Linked DNA regions of Homo sapiens: region 2 is linked to region 1. The links are chromatin loops, found by intact Hi-C in ENCODE. Cell type or tissue: Caco-2. All regions are shown on one strand. Links, peaks and the distances in the headings refer to the core of each region. The heading gives the core; the rest is flanking DNA.

Region 1 (8,678 bases), core at 358-8,357:
AGGGAAATGAATGGGTGTGGCTGGGCTCCAATCACACTCTATTTACAAAAGCAAGTGGCCAACTGGATTTGGCTCAAGGGCCACAGTCTGCTGACCACTGGTCTAGAACATTCTTCTCCCAAGTATCTGCCCAGTCTCTGTTCAAATGTTATCTCCTGAGAAAACCTTTCTTGGCCACACTCTTTCTTTTTCTTTTTTTTTTGAGGCAGGGTCTCACTCTGTTACCCAGGCTGGAGTGCAGTGGTGCAATCATAGCTCACTGCAGCTTCAACCTCCCCGGGCTCAGATGATCCTCCCACCTCAGCCTCCCAAGTAGCCGAGACTACAGGCATGCACCACCGTGCCTGGCTAATTTTTGTATTTTTTGCAAAGAAAGGGTTTCACCATGTTTCCCAAGCTAGTCTCAAATTCCTGAGCTCAAGCGATCTACCCTCCTTGCCTCCCAAAGTGCTAAGATTACAGGCGTGATTCACCGTGCCCAGCCTGGCCACACTCTTTTTTTTTTTTTTTTTTTTCTTGAGACAGAGTTTGGCTCTTGTTGCCCAGGCTGGACTGCAGTTGTGCGATCTTGGCTCACCACAACCTCTGCCTCCCAGGTTCAAGAGATTCTCCTGCCTCAGCCTCCCGAGTAGCTGGGATTACAGGCATGCGCCACCACGCCTGGCTAATTTTGCATTTTTAGTAGAGACGGGGTTTCTTCATGTCAGTCAGGCTGGTCTCGAACTCCTGACCTCAGATGATCTATCTGCTTCGGCCTCCCAAAGTGCTGGGATTACAGGCGTGAGCCACCGCGCCCATCCCCGGCCACACTCTTAACTGTGCCCTCCATCACTCTTTATCCCTCACCCCTCTCTTTTATTCCACAGCATTTATCACTTCCAGATCAATTTGTCTATCAGCTTAGAGTCTGTCTTCACTCTAGTGAGGGAGAGCAAAGGTTTTTTTCTGTTTTGTTGGTCACTAGCGCCCAGCACTTAGTAGGCACTCAGTGAATATCTGTTGGGTGAATGGACGAGCAGCTGCCACGTTCATCTGTACACGTCACCCAACAATGTGTGTGCCTCGTCTTTCAGGGCTAGAGAAGTCCTGGAAAGGTCAGCCAGGTTGCCAAACCACCTCCCTGCCCCAAGGGAGGCTGCATGCAAAACTACCCCATGCAGATCTCAATCTATCTTTCCTTCCTTCCTTCCTCTCCCTTCCCTTCTTCCCTTCCCTCCCTTCCCCTCTTCACCCCTTCCCTTCCTCTCTCTTTCCCTTTCTGTCCTTCTCTCTCCAGTGAAACAGGGCAGTGAGATGCCTGTTGGTACCAAGTCCCAGAGGGTCATCACTCTGTGCTGCCACTGAGACAATTCCAGGAGCCAACAGCATTTTCTTTTAGAATCTGCCAATCTTTTCCAAACATTCCACAGAGGACTTTAAAAGAGAGAAAAAAAAAAAAGAGAGAGAGAGAGAAGTGAAGAAAAGTGACTCCTGACAGCCCACCCTGTAACCACCAAAAGCCAGTCCCACTTCTCTCCAGGAGACTGATAAAAGAATTTTTTCTTTTTAGCAGAGAATAATATTCACCTCTCTTCTTCTAGCTATTGTGGGTTTTTCCTCCCTAAATTCCAAAACCAATCTTTCAGTGCTGACATAGTAAAATCTGCCTTCCTAAAAAACCTCAGGGCTTTTCAAGCAGCCAAAAACCTCAACCATTGCACAGCCCACAAGATTTTGCAGAACAGATTATAATCCCCAGCCTCCCTCTCCTCCTCGTGAATCACAAACCAGCTAAACTCCAGTGACAGATTATGGAGCTACTGCTCTGAACCCTCCATGGGTGGAGGGAGACCAGACAGGATTGCTGGCTGCAGAAAGAAAATCATTCCACCTCATCTGTGAAGGAACCAAACTGCAGCTTTTCTCTAAAGCACAAGTTGATGGCACTTTGATGTATAGTGTTCCCTAACACCAAGGCCACTCATTTTTTTTTTTACCTCCTTGCTCTTGTGGACATGATCTATAGCAGGGGTTCCTAACCCCCAGGCCATGGACGCATTACTGCTCCATGGCCTGTTAAGAACCAGGCTGCACAGCAGGAGGTGAGTGGTGGGTGAGTGAGCAAAGTGTCATTTGTATTGACAGCCGCTCCCCATTGCTCACATTACCACCTGAGCTCCACCTCCTGTAAGATCAGTGATGGCATCAAATTCTTATAGGAGCGAGAACCCTATTGTGAACTGCACATGTGAGGAATGTAGGTTGTGCATTCCTTATGAGAATCTAATGCCTGATGATCTGTCACTGTCTCCCATCGCCCCCAGATGGGACTGTCTAGTTGTAGGAAAACAAGCTCAGGGCTCCCACAGATTCTATGTTATGGTGAATTGTATAATTATTTCATATTACAATGTAATAATAATAGAAATAAAGTACACAATAAGTGTAATGTGCTTGAATCATCCAGAAACTACCCCCACCCCACCCCACCCCACCACATCCACGGAAAAATTATCTTCCAGAAAACCAGTCCCTGGTGCCAAAAAGGTTGGGGATTGCTGCTCTATGGAGCCCCATGCGGCCTCAAAGTCCCTCAACTCTCAGTGTCCCTGGAAGACTTTTCGGCTACACTTTCTGTCCAACCGGTTCTGCCCTTTATTTTTGTTTCAGGGAGGATTATTGCCATGGCAATGTCCAGGTGACAGAGTCAGGAGGGGGAAGAAACCCACCTGTATTCAACCCTTAATCCCTTAAAGCCTGTCAGAAAGCAGCAGCCTTGGAAAATAAGAAGCCTGGCCAGTGTTTCCTATCGATCACAAGACAGAATAAACCAGAAAACAGCTCTCCACGAAGAAGCCTTGGTCAGTCAAGTGTCCCTAGGGGCTCTGCCAATCTCCCTGCATAGGAGATCTGCCCAACACACATTTGCATTTTCAGAAAGAGCAGAGCAGAAAGGAAGCAGAAAGCCAAGTCTGTGGTGGGGAAAAAGGAAAGTGGGTTTCCCATGAGATTCAGGTAGCTCCCCAGGACCGAAGGATCAGCTGGGCACGTGTGCTTCCTATCTGGGTAGTGCTGGTCATTTCTGTTTGCTGTGGCCACAGTGTGGCCATCCTATCGGCACCTCTACCCAAGAGTGGGTGGAGCAAACAAAACAAAATTCAGTTCCTGGGTATTAGCTTAGCACCCAGTCCACAAACCTCCTCTGCCTCTGAGGAGGTGAGAGGCCCTTAAAGCTACGGGCATTCACAAAGAAACAGGAGGAAATGAGGAATTCACTGGAAATTTTTGCCGTCTATGCTAGGAGGAACATCCCAGGTACCCACAGGGACTATCAACAAGTATCCACCCCAAAAAATAGATTCAATAAAACAATAAACTTACAAATATGAACTTGTAACTGTGGTTTACTATTCTTGGGGAAGTCTGTTTTATTTCTTTTCTTTTATTATTTCTTTGAGACAGGGTTTTCCTCTGTTTCCCAGGCTGGAGTGCAGTGGCACAGTCATGGCTCACTGCAGCCTTGACCTTCAGGGCTCAAGCAATCCTCCTGCCTCAGCCTCCCAAGTGCCTGGGACCACAGGTGTGTGCCACCACATCCAGCTAATTTTCAAATTTGTTGTAGAGATGAGGTCTCACTACATTGCCCAGGCTGGTCTTGAACTTCTGGGCTCAAGTGATCCTCCCGCCTCGGCCTCCCGAAGCGCTGGGGTTATAGGTGTAAGCCACCGCACTTGGCCTGTTTTAAATAAGTGTTGTATACTTGTGTGTGCTGGAAAACAGCTATCCAGAAAACACCACGGATAGACAAGCTTCCCCAACCAAATTGTGTTCCCAGTTCATGCGTTATCCACTGACCCTCATTTAAACTTGGTTTTGGCTCCCTGTGTTTTTCATTTCATTGTTAAGGAGGCATACACTAGATCCTTCCTCTTCTTGGGCTCAGTTATCCACAGAGATACAATATTTTAAAGGTTGTCATGTCCTTGCCTGGCTTATCAAGGAAGTAAGGGACAGCCCAAGGGCTTCCCAGGTAAGGAAAAACAACGGTTTTATAAAGCCACGGCTGGTGACAGTGCAAAAGGAAAGGCTGCTTCCATTGTATCTGGTCATTGGGTTTGCTGTGTGCCTATCAGGTTTATAAAACAAACTGCAGCAGTGAGAGGCTGTGAGTGAGCTCTCTTCCTTCCCCTATTAACTATCTATGCAGTAAGAAGGCCTGATGCACCCATTTAGCTGGGAATAGCTGCCAGAACTTTAAGGCTGATGCCTGGGAGAGAGTCAGTGGGCGGCACCGGGCTGGCTTTCTGAATTCAATCAGAGGTGGCCAGCCCCCTCTAACCATGATCCAAATGTACATGCCAGATGAGGAGCCGTCGTGGTTGAACAGGGAATGTTTCATGCAAATCATGGGTTTGGAGCAGGATTTTGTGGAGGGAGCATCCTTGAGAAAAATGTTGGGATGGCTACGGACTGGCGGGCTATTAGTCACAGAGCCACCACCTCCTCCATGAACGATGAAAGTTCTTACCACCCTGGATGCACAGATCAGCAGTTAATAATGAGGTCTCAGCATGGAGGAGACACATTCTTTCACACACATGCACACACACACATATGCACACCTGCACACACATACATACATACATACAAGCATGCACAAGAAGTCTTAGAGCCCCATCTCCTTTTGGCTGGGATTTTGCATCCTGAGAATCTTGGGTGTTACCCATGGGAACAAGCTCCTCCGAAGCCACACATGGTTGAAACTCCTCTCCCAGTGACAACGACGTCACGTCTCCCAGGCACTGGCTCCCTTGGGAATGTGTGAGTTGCTCCCCTGGGGCAAAGAGCAGCTGCTCGGGGTGACTCATAAATTGTGCTCTCAGCCCTGTCACCCACTGTGCCTCCCGTCCATTACTCAGCCTTCTCCCTGCGCTTGTTCCTATGGCTGCCCCTCAACCCAGCTCACCGCTGCTCCCAGCTCGCTCGGCACTCTGCAAGGATTGGCATTTGCTTCGGGCAGACTCTTCTCTGTCCCTGCCTTCTCTCCTCCATGAGACCCAAGGCAACACAATTTGCCCTTTGAGGAGTTGGGAGTGGGAGCAGAGATCGGGGTGACAGGGGACAGAGAGATAAAGGCAAGAAAAGAATGTTCCCTTCGTTGAAAAACAGTTCAGCTCCAGGGTCACCTCTTTGAAATCATCAGTGACACCTCACTCTGCGTACTCCCCTCAAACACAGCCCCTAGGCATTGCTTCTTCTAGGATCTGGGATTTTTGACACTGAAGGGTCCTGGCTGCCTTAAATCCTTTCTAGAAGAAAGTGGAATGAGGCAGAGTATAAACAGACAAATACACCCAACAGGTGAAATAAAACTTGAGCTTCTTAAGCAATGCTCTGTTTCTACAGGCAGCTCCCACTTGTGGAAAGGCAGAGGGATGAGGAGGGTGGACATGAGTCAAGCCTCCCCCTTCCACTCCCCACTGTCAACCCCCACCCTGACCCATTCAACAGCCTAGGGAGTTCCCTGCTTAAGGGAATCTTAGAACACACACCCTCTGCAAATACCTACAGCCTGTGTACTGAAACTTAGAGATTACTTCTGAAAAAGTGACATCATCAACAGTACAGGATTCTCAAAAACTCAGTCCCTGTTTCCTTTTTACTTCTGTTATTTTAAAATACCAAAGATACTTGCATTTTCTTCTTTTCCAACTGTTAGTGAACTCTATTCCAATCAGCATTAAGCCCAGCAATTTTTGTACTAGGTACCTACTCCTACACTCCCTGTTTAATAATCAGTCATCTAGAATAGGGACTGGCAAGCTTTTTCTGTAAAGGACCACAGAGTAAACATTTTCAACTTTGTGGGCCATGACATCTCCATCGGAGCTACTCAACTCTGCCATTGTAGCATGAAGCACCCATAGACAATAAGCAAATGAACAGGTATAGCTGAGTCTCAATAAAACTTTATTCATAGACTTGGAAATTTACATTTCATATAATTTTCACATGTCACAAAATATTCCTTTTTTTGATTTTAACTTTTAATGTGGAAAGGATTCTTAGCTCACGAGCTGTACAAAAACAGGTGGCAGGCCGGTCTTGGCCCACAGACTGTAGTTAGCCAACTCCTGGTCTAGAATCAAATATTTAAATGGAAACCCTGAGAGAGCTCTTTCTTTTGAAAAGAATATGATAATCGTGATAATAGCTCCCATGTATTGAGCACTTGTTCCATGAAAGAACTTGACATGGAAAAACGGCTTTTCATCCTCATATTAACATATGAGACAGGTAAATATTTTCTCTGTGTTTTGTGGAGGTAGTCACTGAAACTGATGAGAAGAAAATTAACTCACCAGGTTCACTGCAGCAAGGATTGGAACCTGAAGTGCAATTCCAGACAGAGATACGGGATGCACGGGTTCAGCATCCTTAAAAACACAGATTCCTGTATGTTAAGGAGGTGATGAGAAGGAGGTGTCTGGGGAGCCACCCCATGGGATTTATATCACTTGTTCAGAAAAACCTTCCATCAAGGCTACCATGAAGGAGTAGTCTTCCTGCCCAACTCCTAAACATTTCGCTCAAGTGAAACACAGCTCAGATGGACTCCAAGAACCCTTTAGAACTGGGGAGAGGGAGGAGAGTGGATGCATTTGACAAATGGTTAAGGGCCACCTTGTACTGGGGGTCATAGAAGGTACTGAACGGTGATTGAGAAGCCAACTGCAGGGATGTGAGCCTTGGCTCATTATTTTTGGCTCTGGCAGATGCCTGGGCCCCCTGCCCCTGTGAGTACTACCCCAGGATGCCCAGAAGCAGGGTTCTGTCTCCACGTACTACCCCCAACAGGAGGTCTCTGCGTCCAGCAGCCTCCGCTTCCAAATATTCCCCATTTCTGCTCTTCCTCTAGGCCCAGCCCTCCCCACTGTCAGCCTCCAAGGTCCAGGCTGGAGGCAAAATGTCCCAGAGCTGAGTCTGCTGCCACCCAGAGAGAATTCTATTCAAAATGAGGGCCCTGGGAAAGAGTTGGGTGGCTGCTTTCAGTTCCTCTTAGGCCCGATGCCTGATTTCTTTTCCATTCTGGGCACCAAGGCTCATCTGGACAGAAGAGCACACTCCTTGGCTGCCTCTGGGCCCACCACACCCGGTGGAAAGGCACGGATCCTGGATATAAACCGACCAAAGCAAGACAAGGCCGTCTGCTGGAGCCGCCCTCCGCCCTCCAGACACGCACACTGGTTTCCTAATCCTTGGGATTTCAGGAAAAGGAGGCCCGACCCGCCACGGCACTGAGAGGGAGGGAGAGAGGGAGAGAGAGAGAGGGAGAGGGAGAGGGAGAGAGAGGGAGGGAGAGAGAGAGAGAGAGAGAGAGACCAGGCGGGAGGCAAGCTTCTCATTATGTAAAACACTTGGCTCATTCCTCTTTCTCTGCATCCTGCTAGCGATTTTGTATCCGGTTTGGGAATTCCAGGAACATCTGCAATTGTCTTTTGCCCAACCACACATGTGCAAGCTGTAGGGCTCAGTCATGTTCCTACCTGCGGTGCCCTGTCATTAGCCCTGAACTGTGTGTGCTTTCTCTCCTCAGCAGCAAAACATATAAAACCCTGGCCGGCGACCACACCTGCAGGACTCCACCTCCCCGCCTCCTCCCACTGAGACCAAAGGCAGAGAGACCAAGTCACCTTTCCGACAGTGAGAAATGCCAGGGCGAACAGGGCTTGTCTGAACAGTCCAAGTCCTCTAACTAAACAGACAGTACATTTTTAACACAGCGTTCTCCCCTACCTCTCCCTGTTTGTGTGGGAAGGCCTGGGGAGGCCGGGTGGAAAAGGGTAGGTGCAATTCAATTCAAGACTCTCAGAAGGGGTGCTTGCTTGCTTTGGTTCTACTTCAGCCAGCACTGATGACCTCCACCCAGATCAGAAAGGAACTCTTTGGACTATGAGTCTCCAAAGTGCAAGAAACATTGACCTCAGAAGCCAGCGACCACCTCTTCTTGCCACTCTGGGTGTGGCAAGATGGTATAAAAAATAATGCCTACTATTGCTGTCTTCCGAACTAAAATAAGCAATGCATAGAATGCATTTGAAGACTGAATGGTACACAGTGTGCAGTCAACCAGTTTGTTATGAATATTCATGATTATGATCAGTCCTCATCCTCTTTGTAAAACTCTTTCCCTCCTCCCCTTTTGCGCCATGCTGCACACTCCTGGCTTCCTTCCCCAGTCCCACTGTGCTTCCCATGTCCCCTGATCCCCACTGGCCTCCACGCACCTAAACACTGCAGTGTTCTCCAGGAATCCATCTCTCCTTAGTCTCCCAGCTCTCCCACTATGGACCCATCCCATGACTCCATCTTTTGCTGGGTGTGGATACACACCCCCAGTCCCTTGGCACAAAGATTTTGGCCAACCCTGGGTCCAGCTCCACCCTTTGCTCCTACCTGTCTTGCAGCACTGCTGACACTGTCCTGTAATTTCTTCATATGCTTATCTCACACATGTCTGATCAGCAAGACTCCATGCCTGCATTTATCCCCACAACCTGGTATTATGTGATGTGCAGTAGGAACCCGGTCACCACTGTTTAAATAAACAAAGCACCACCCCTGGCCTCTCCGCCTCACCTCAAATCCCCATCTCTAGAGGTCAAGTAGACGTTTTCCCAAGCAAAAGACTCAGGCGA
Region 2 (8,678 bases), core at 490-8,489, 53 kb after region 1:
GCCTCCCAAAGTGCTGGGATTACAGGCGTGAGCCACTGCACTCAGCCCCACCTCAGCCTCTTGAGTAGCTGGGATTACAGGTATGCACCACCATGCTTGGCCAATTTTTTTTTTTTTTTTTTTTTTTTTTAGCAATGGGGTCTCCCTATATCTCCCAGGCTGGTCTCGAACTCCTGGGCTCAAGTGATCCTCCCACCTCAGGCTCCCAAAGTGCAGAGATTACAGGCATGAGCCACTATGCCTGGCCACATTCAACAATTAAAGAGTCTAATTTGCCAAGTATTGGAGATAAAATATGCAACAAAAACATCCAGCTCCCCAGTCCAGTGGAAGGAGACCTGATATGGTTTGGCTGTGTCCCCACCCAAATCTCATCTTGAATTGTAGCTCCCATAGTCCCTACATGTCATGGGAGGGACCTGGTGGGAGGTAATTGAATCATGGGGGCAGGTTTTTCCTATGCTATTCCCATGACAGTAAATAAGTCTCACGAGATCTGATGGTTTTATAAAGGGCAGTTCCCCTGCACACACTCTCTTGCCTGCCACCATGTAAGAGGCGCCTTTGCTTCTCCTTTTCCTTCCGCCATGATTGTGAGGCCTCCCCAGCCATGTGGAATTGTGAGTCCATGAAACCTCTTTATCTTGATAAATTACCCAGTCTCGGGTATTTCTTCATAGCACTATGATAATAGACTAACACAGGACCAACATTAATCAAGCACACACAGCAATGAGCTGTGACTGCAGATAGAGGTAGCTTCCTCCAGGCTTAGGAATCCCATTGTGCAAGCAAGCTAACAAAGGATTGGCCTAAAAAGGTAGCGACACAACCTGAGGGAGAAATAATCCATCTGCTCTTGACTTTGGGTAGTTACTTAATCCTTCTACGCCTCGCTTTCTCATCTGTAAAATGGGCCAATATATATGTGACAGTGGGTAGGCTTAAATGTGGCAAGGTCTTTAAGGACTTTAGCAAAGTGAAAACTCTCAATCATGTTAAATTGTGTTAGTAGAAGGGCCCCTTGGAATGAAGGCATCGAGCTTAAGCCCACAGAGCTGGCCCCTGGGCTTCCTGTAGCAATGCTCCAATGCCCACACCCATCTCTTCCCCTGCAGACAGGCCCGGCCTATCCCTGAATCTCAGTAGATTCTGATAGATTCCCTCATCTTTGCCATTCTCTCATTTAGCCTGATTCCAGCGAGAGCCTCTAACCTCCCCTGTTATTTCAGCCCTGGGTCTCTTTAAGCAGCCACTGCCAAGCTGTGGGGGATTCATGGTGATTCAGCCCTGGCCCCAAGCAAGCTGGATGTGCTATCGCTCAGCCAGGATATGGCTGGGAGCCCACAGGCTGCTGCGAAGAGACAAAGCTGTCCTCTCCAGCCTTCGAAATCTCCCTTCCTTCTACTGACAGGCACATTGCGGGTCCAGCCATCATGCCCAAGGTGGTCAGAGGCTGGCTTCAGCCTCTTAAAGATTGAAGGCAAGACAATCATCCACCTCCACCCCAGGAGGAAAATGAGGCAGCTGAGCAGTTTCCTCCTGCTCTCTTACTCTCATGTAAGGCATCGTATCTGAATGTAGACAGAGTATTTGCTTGTTTTCTCTTTCTTAGGAGGCAGGACCAGGGAGAGACCCAGCAAAGAGAAGGTCCCAAGCCTAGCTCAAATCTCCTGGTCCTGGAACATTCAGGAGCCGCCCCACTTCAATGGTAATTGGCCTATTTCCATCTGGTTTCCAAGCAACATGACACAAAATCCCCAGGAACCTTATCACAGAGCCAGTGAACTGGAAGGGGCTGGAGATCGCTCTGGCCCAAACTCCCTGCGCCAAAGCATGCGGGGCGACTCAGACACAAAAGGGAGGAAGGCACAGTCTCTGCCCAGAGCCCACGGTGGCACCAAGAAACTCCTTTTACCACTGAAGAAGAAAAGGAGGTCCAGTCTTTTGGAGGCAAGACAAGGTCACCTACAGAGGGCCTCAGCCGAGCAACTCGCTAGAGGTTGTTTTCTGCATGACCACCTTCCCTGCACCGTGGATCCCTGGGGTGGGTGGTTTAGGGGCTTTCCAGGTAAGAGCCAGGGTCAGCGCCAGGAAATGATGACAAGTCTGTCTGAACCCTTTCCGCAGACATACAATTGACCTCCTCCAGCCAAGCGCTGCTCCAGTTAGAATCTTTCTAAAACTACATAGGCAAATGTCTAGCAATTGTCATTCAACTCTCACAATGAAAGGGTAAAAACTCATTTTAATGTGTCTCCCTTGTACCACTTTCTTAGTATGCCTGAATCCATTTCATCTCAAGGACCATACATCAAGCACTGCCTTCTCAGGTACTCAACTCTGCATGCCTAGATGAAGCCACAGCACTCCAAATCTGATTATGGGGATATTTTAGGAAGACAGCCTTGCATTAAAAACTGAAATCCTAGCCAGGCACAGTGGCTCATGCCTGTAAACCCAGCACTTTGGGAGGCCGAGATGGGAGGATCACTTGAGGCCAAGAGGTCAAGACCACCGTGGGCAATACAGTGAGACCTCCGTCTCTACAAAAAATAAAAAATGGAAAAACTAGCTAGGCATGGTAGTACATGCCTGTGGTCTCAGCTACTCGGGAGGTTGAGGCAGGAGGATAGCTTAAGCCTGGGTGATCAAGGCTGCAGTGAGCTCTGATGGCACCACCGTACTCCAGTCTAGATGACAGAGCAAGGCCCTGTCTCAAAAGAAAAAAAAAAAAGAAAAAAGAAATGGAGTCCACTGAACACTAAAAAAAGGATGAATTTTACTGTATGTAAATTATTCCTCAATAAAACTGACTTTAGGAAGAAAATCCACAGGCTCACCCTTCCTAAAGAAAAAAATACACATATAATATCAGGGAGGAAAAAAAAGAAGGAAATTCACACCTTTTTGCTTGACAGAAGTACGGTGCTTGCTTTTTCAATTAAAACTAAAAGGCTACTCCTTTAGGAAACAAAAGTGGGTTCAGCTCCAACAGCCAAGCAAAGCAACGGACTCACCCCACTGGGGATCCCACAGCTGGAAGGTCCCTGACCTACTTCCGCCCAGATCGCCTGAAAGGCCCACGGGGCACCAGCCAAGAGTGGGAAGCAGAGCCGGGCAGCGGGTGCAGGGTGGTGAGCAGAGCACTCCCCCTCTCGCCCCACAGGACACACACAGGCTGAGGGCAAATGATTCCCAGACAGGGACCTGGTGAACAAAGAGGTTACGCAACTCACTAATCACTCAAGACAGCCAAAAACAGAACCTGACATCACGTGCCTGTGACCATCCCCACGGACTGCCTGTGAACTCCCGTAGAAGGTATTCAACAGTTTGTGGAATTACACTGAGCTTGAGTCGGGCTGCAAATAAAAATAAAGTCACTTTTCCCCTAATCCTGTAAGAAACTGGGCACTCAGGGACACGTTAACTCTTTCATGCTCTCTAGAGCCCATTTGAGTCTCAATGGATTCAAGGTTTGGTGGGATGGAAACATGAGTATAGTAAGAATCATCTTAGACTATAAGAAATTCCAAAAATGGCGGGGCAAAAAAAAAAAAAAGGAAAAAAAGAAAAGAAATGGGGAAATTTTGTTACGGTCTTGCATATAACCAAGGTTTTCTCCTTGTCACGGACCAAACCATGATCTGAGTTTGGAGCCTTCTAGAATCCTGAAAACTAGCAAATCCATCTAGTGACAAGATGCACTAAAGCCCTGTGTGGTTTCTAAAAGTTGCTAAAAACTCTAGAATGGCAAACGTTGATAGGGTGGTAGGAGGATGGGGTACTGCACTGATTATCTTTTTAACCTAGATTTCATTAACAATCACCAATTACCGTATACATCCTAAACACCAGGCACTACACAAAGTAACTTAAAGTTATCAGTGCATTCAATCATCATAGTCCTAAAAGATGGGCACGGCCACTTCTATTTGATAGGTGGGAGCACTGAGGATACCTAGCTAGGTGATGGCAGAGCTGAGACTCAAACCCCCAGCTAACCCCAAAACACACACCCCTAATTTTGTCATCCGGCTCTCTGATTAAAAGTGAGAGGCTTTTCTACCCAGTGTGCTGAGCCCAAGTGCCCAAAGATGAACTGTTTCCATGAGTTGTCAGATTTCTGACCCAGAGATGGCAGGACAGAAGCATCTGACTGGATCAGGGAGGTGGCAGAGGCCCAGGGAAGAGGGAGGGCCTGGCGGTTTCAGTGAAAGTCAAAATGACCTCCCCAAATATGCAGCAGAAATTCTCCAGGTACCAGGCCACTGCTGGAGAGATCAGAGGCTCAAGGCTGCCAAGAACAAGGAACTACTGCCAGAAATAAGTTAAGACCTCCCCACAGGTCTCCAGCGGTCACCCACCGTTCCTTAGATCAGTCTCCACCCTCTAAGTAGAAGACAAAAGTGGATCTCCAGAACCTTGAAGCTATTATGCTCTGTGAAAGAAGCCAGACACGAAAGGCCACATATTGTGAGGTTCTGTTTATGTAGAATATTCAGAATAGGCAAATCCATAGAGCCAGAAAGTAGACTAATGTTTGGCAGGGGCTGGAGGGAAGGGAGAATGGAGAAATGACCGCCTAATGAGCGCAGGCTTTCCTTTTGGGGTGGTGTATGCATACGTCCAGACTCTTCAAAATGTGTGTATTAAACAATGTACAATTTATGCATACCAATTTTCATTCAATAAAGATTTTTAAAGGACTTGGAAAAAAGTTCTGAATACAAATAGTGGTGATGGTTGCACAACACTGTAAATGCTTTCATGTCACTGAACCGTATACTTTAAGTTGGTTAAAACGGTAAATGATGTTATATTGTTATATGTATTTTACCACAGTTTTTTTAAGGTGGAATCTCCAAAGAATCCTAGAACTCATTCAGTCCAAGCCTAAAACCGAAACACGGAGTCGGGGCTTAGCCTCTAAGGGCTGTGAGGGTTAGAACTGGATGTTCCCCTAAGACCCTCAAATTCATAAACTCATTGTTTAGAGAGAGGGTGGTGCCGGCAAGCAGGGAAGGAAGAAGGCCTGCGAGACGGTGAGGCCGGACAGAGCACTGGCTCCTTCTGAGGCGACCAGGGGGAGCGAGGTGCAGCCAGGGAGGCAGGGCCCCCGCCCATGCATCCTCCCCCAGACCCCTCGCCTCTTCCCACCTGGCAGACCTCATGCTTCCTTCCTTGGGGCTGGGAGCCCAGTGCCCTTGGTCTGCATCACAGAGTCAACAACAATTTATCTGAACTGAGCAAACAAGGCAGCCATAAGAGGCGGAACTCTGACAATATTTAATGACTCCGGGGGTGGGGAAGCTTTGCAGGAGAAGGAGGGCAGGCGAGGAAAGGAACCAGAGAGGAGGCAGAAAACTCCAGGGGAAATTCCGTCGGGGGGAAGATAAAAGGGGGCTGTAAAGCAATTTTGACAGGTTAACAGACAGGTAATATTCCAACGGTGTTTACTTAACCAGGCTAGCACTCCATGCAGCGCCGATTAAGCTGCAGCACGAGAGCCTCAGCAGCTAAGGGTTTCACAGAAACAAAGATCTAGTCAGAGAAAACCAAATAACAGCCAGTCAGATGCTGGCAGCCCGGCCTGCAGCTCCCCCAGCTCGGAAGCCACACGGAGATGCTTCCTGGAGACCGATCTGGAAAGATAACTTGCAGCGGGTACCTTGCTGGGCCTCCACCTGGGATCACAGGGCCTAGCATCTGACAGCTCCTCGGAAAGGGTGGGGCATGGGCACCAAGCGCAAAGTGTCCCCTCTTCCCTCCCACGTTGAGGCAGACCAGTTCTCCAATCCTCAGTCCTAGGAAGACAGCCTTGCTGGTCCCACCCGCTGGCCCGGGGACTGCTGGCTCAGGATCTTTAGCCAGCAATGAAATTCATGCCAGCTCCCAAACCCCTATCCACCCACCCAGATGCAAACCCAACGTGTTCTGCCATCTCTTAGCTCTCATACACTGGGCAAGTTCCTTAGTCTCTCGGGGCCTCAACTTCCTCATCTGTAAAATGGGGCAGTAAATTTCACAAGCTTCTTTAATTCATACATCACTATTAATTATCTGTTAATGTCATTGATATAAGTATAAATAATGCAGATAGTCCCCAACATACAATTTTCCTACTTTATGATGGCGTGAGAGCAAAACAAATTCAGCCGAAACCACACTTCAAGTACCCATACAACAATTCTGTTTTTCACTTTGAAGATACTAAAAAAAATTCAATAAATCATATAACATATTCAAGATTTTATTATAGGCCGGGAGGTGGTTCATACCTGTAATCCCAGCACTTTGGGAGGCCGAGGCAGGCAGATCGCCTGAGGTCAGGAGTTCGAGACAAGCCTGACCAAAATGGTGAAACCCTGTCTCTGCTAAAAATAAAAAAATAAAAAAATAAAAAAAATTAGCTGGGCATAGTGGCGCATGCCTGTAGTCCCAGCTACTCAGGAAGCTGAGGCAGGAGACTCACTTGAACCCAGAAGACGGAGGTTGCAGTGAGCTGAGATCGTGCCATTGCACTCCAACCTGGATGACAAGAGAGAAACCCCGCCTCAAAAAAAAAAATAAAAGATTTTATTATAAAACAGGCTTTGTGTTACATGATTTGCCCAACTGTAGGCTAAAGTAAGTGTTCTACTAATGTTTAAGGTACATTAGGCTAAGCTATAGTGTTTGGTAAGAGCAGTGTCTTAACTGCATTTTTGACTTACAATATTTTCATCTTATGATGGGTATCAAGACGTGATCCCATTGTTAGTAGAGAAGCATCTGTATTTAATAAATAATTATAAGGAATAAATGAGGGTTTAGCACAGTGTCTGGATGTTAGTATCTACTCAATAAACTTTAGCTTCCTTATGCAACTATCTTTAACACCCACGTGGCCAGATTCAGAATGTGATCTTCTGAATATAGCAGAACAACCTATTGACAGGAAGATGCTTGATTTTTAAAATACGTGAAGGCTATTATATCTCCACCCATGCTCTCATAGAATGAGGAGGAAACGCTGTTGGGACCAGAAGAAGTGTCACGCTGGCTTAGGTCCCAGGAGAAGCACCCGAGACACCCCCAGCTCTCTGAGACCTTGGAGGCCTCACTAAGCAACTTGATATGGTTCCATGTTCCTGTATTTCTCAGAGGACATAAAAGTGTTCAAAGCCCCGGAACCAGCAAGCAAGAGGTGCCAAGATATTGACTTCATTTCCTATAGGGTTCCCTGGCCTCTGTTACAGGACACTATTTTGAGGTTGGATTATATATTTTTAGGTTATTTGGAAAATCATTGTGGCTTTAAATAATAAAATTCTGAGTGACATCTGTCAGCCCTGATTACTGTGAGTCGGCTAAGCTGCATTTTCTTTCGTTTTCATTTTTAAAAGTGCAATGAAGTAAGTGTTACCCAGAAAGGTCTGTGAGAGTCTGCAGGGTTGTGTATTAAACACTCTCTTGAAACTGGTCCCAAAGGCTTGTACCAGGGACCTAGCAACAGGCCTGGGGTGGTACACCCAAGAGCTGAGCTGGCAAACACTGCCAAAAGCAAGAAGTGGGACTGAGGCCCCTGCAAGGAATCACAGGGGCATCTGGTCAACCTCCTTCATTTCACCAGTGGGGTAGCAGAGGCCCAAGGGGGTTGGAGAATTGCCTTGGATGTACAGACAGCCATGGTGAAAGACGACAAGAGGCAGGTCTCCCCACAGCTTCATTCAGGACTCTCTGAGCTACACTATGAGGCCCATCAGGTCTTCTTATTCTATGAGTAGCACATCAATAAGGTTTGTATCCTACTGACCCAGTCCAGAAATCACCTCACGAAAGGGTTCCTCTACATAAATCTCTGCCCTTCTTCTTTACTTTCAGGATTCAATCATTGTTCCTACTCAGAAAAGTGCATCTTTTTTTTTCTTTTTAAGAGATGGGGTCTAGGCAGGCACGGTAGCTCGCACCTGTAATCCCAGAACTTTGGGAGGCCAAGGCAGGTGGATCACCTGAGGTCAGGAGTTTGAGACCAGCCTGGCCAACATGGTGAAATGCCATCTCTACTAAAAATACAAAATTAGCCGGGCATGGTGGTGCACGCCTGTAATCCCAGCTACTTGGGAGGCTGAGGCAGCAGAATCACTTGAACCCAGGAGGTGGAAGTTGCAGTGAGCCAAGACTGTGCCACTGCACTCCAGCCTGGGCAGCAAGAGCAAGGCTCTGTCTCAAAAAAAAAGAAAAAGAAAAAAAAAAAAAGAGATGGCGTGTCACTATGTTGCCCAGGCTAGTCTTGAACTCTTGGCTTCAAGCGATCCTCCCACCTTGGCCTCCCAAAGTGCTGGGATTATAGGCATGAGCCACCACACTCAGCCTTGAAAAGTACATCTTTTATGACCACCTGTTGGTTATCCACCATGTGAGTCTCACCTAATACAGGACTGGTGGTTTAGGAAATACCTGTGGCTGTCGCAGTTTTGGTCCTGCAGGGAAAGTGCCATCTACAAAATGAACTTGGAATGTCTAGGTTCAGGCAGTCTCTTCCTCAGAAAGCAGGAACCTCCAGACCAGATCTACCAAAAGCCATTCTCCCTCCCACAATCACCGCCACCATGTCCTGAGTATCAATAGCTTATTGACCCTCTTCATCCAGGAGCAATGAAGTTGTTAAGAATCAAACTCAATGGTTTTTT

Evidence for each region. Peaks named below come from ENCODE experiments on the same cell type or tissue, not always from the same donor. Only the 100,000 strongest peaks of a DNase experiment are listed, where the experiment ranks them.
Region 2: a loop joins it to region 1, with 4 times the contacts of the local background. A loop is called at or near these places in 4 of 110 quality-filtered maps.

What each region holds. Positions count from the first base shown.
Region 1 is chr17:72,460,883-72,469,560 of GRCh38, forward strand. The region is part of intron 1 of LINC00673 (long intergenic non-protein coding RNA 673); the gene reads right to left. Among named protein-coding and RNA genes, the nearest start is that of LINC02003, 120 kb to the left of the region's middle. RefSeq lists enhancers at 4,617-4,826, 7,213-7,890. In Caco-2, for the core only: no CTCF peak of the experiment used is centred there; DNase peaks (open chromatin) are centred at 4,819 and 5,469; H3K4me3 peaks cover 479 bases.
Region 2 is chr17:72,513,770-72,522,447 of GRCh38, forward strand. The region is part of intron 1 of LINC00673 (long intergenic non-protein coding RNA 673); the gene reads right to left. Among named protein-coding and RNA genes, the nearest start is that of LINC00673, 75 kb to the right of the region's middle. RefSeq lists enhancers at 1,328-1,828, 1,976-2,165, 3,128-3,636. In Caco-2, for the core only: no CTCF peak of the experiment used is centred there; DNase peaks (open chromatin) are centred at 3,200 and 5,432; H3K4me3 peaks cover 410 bases.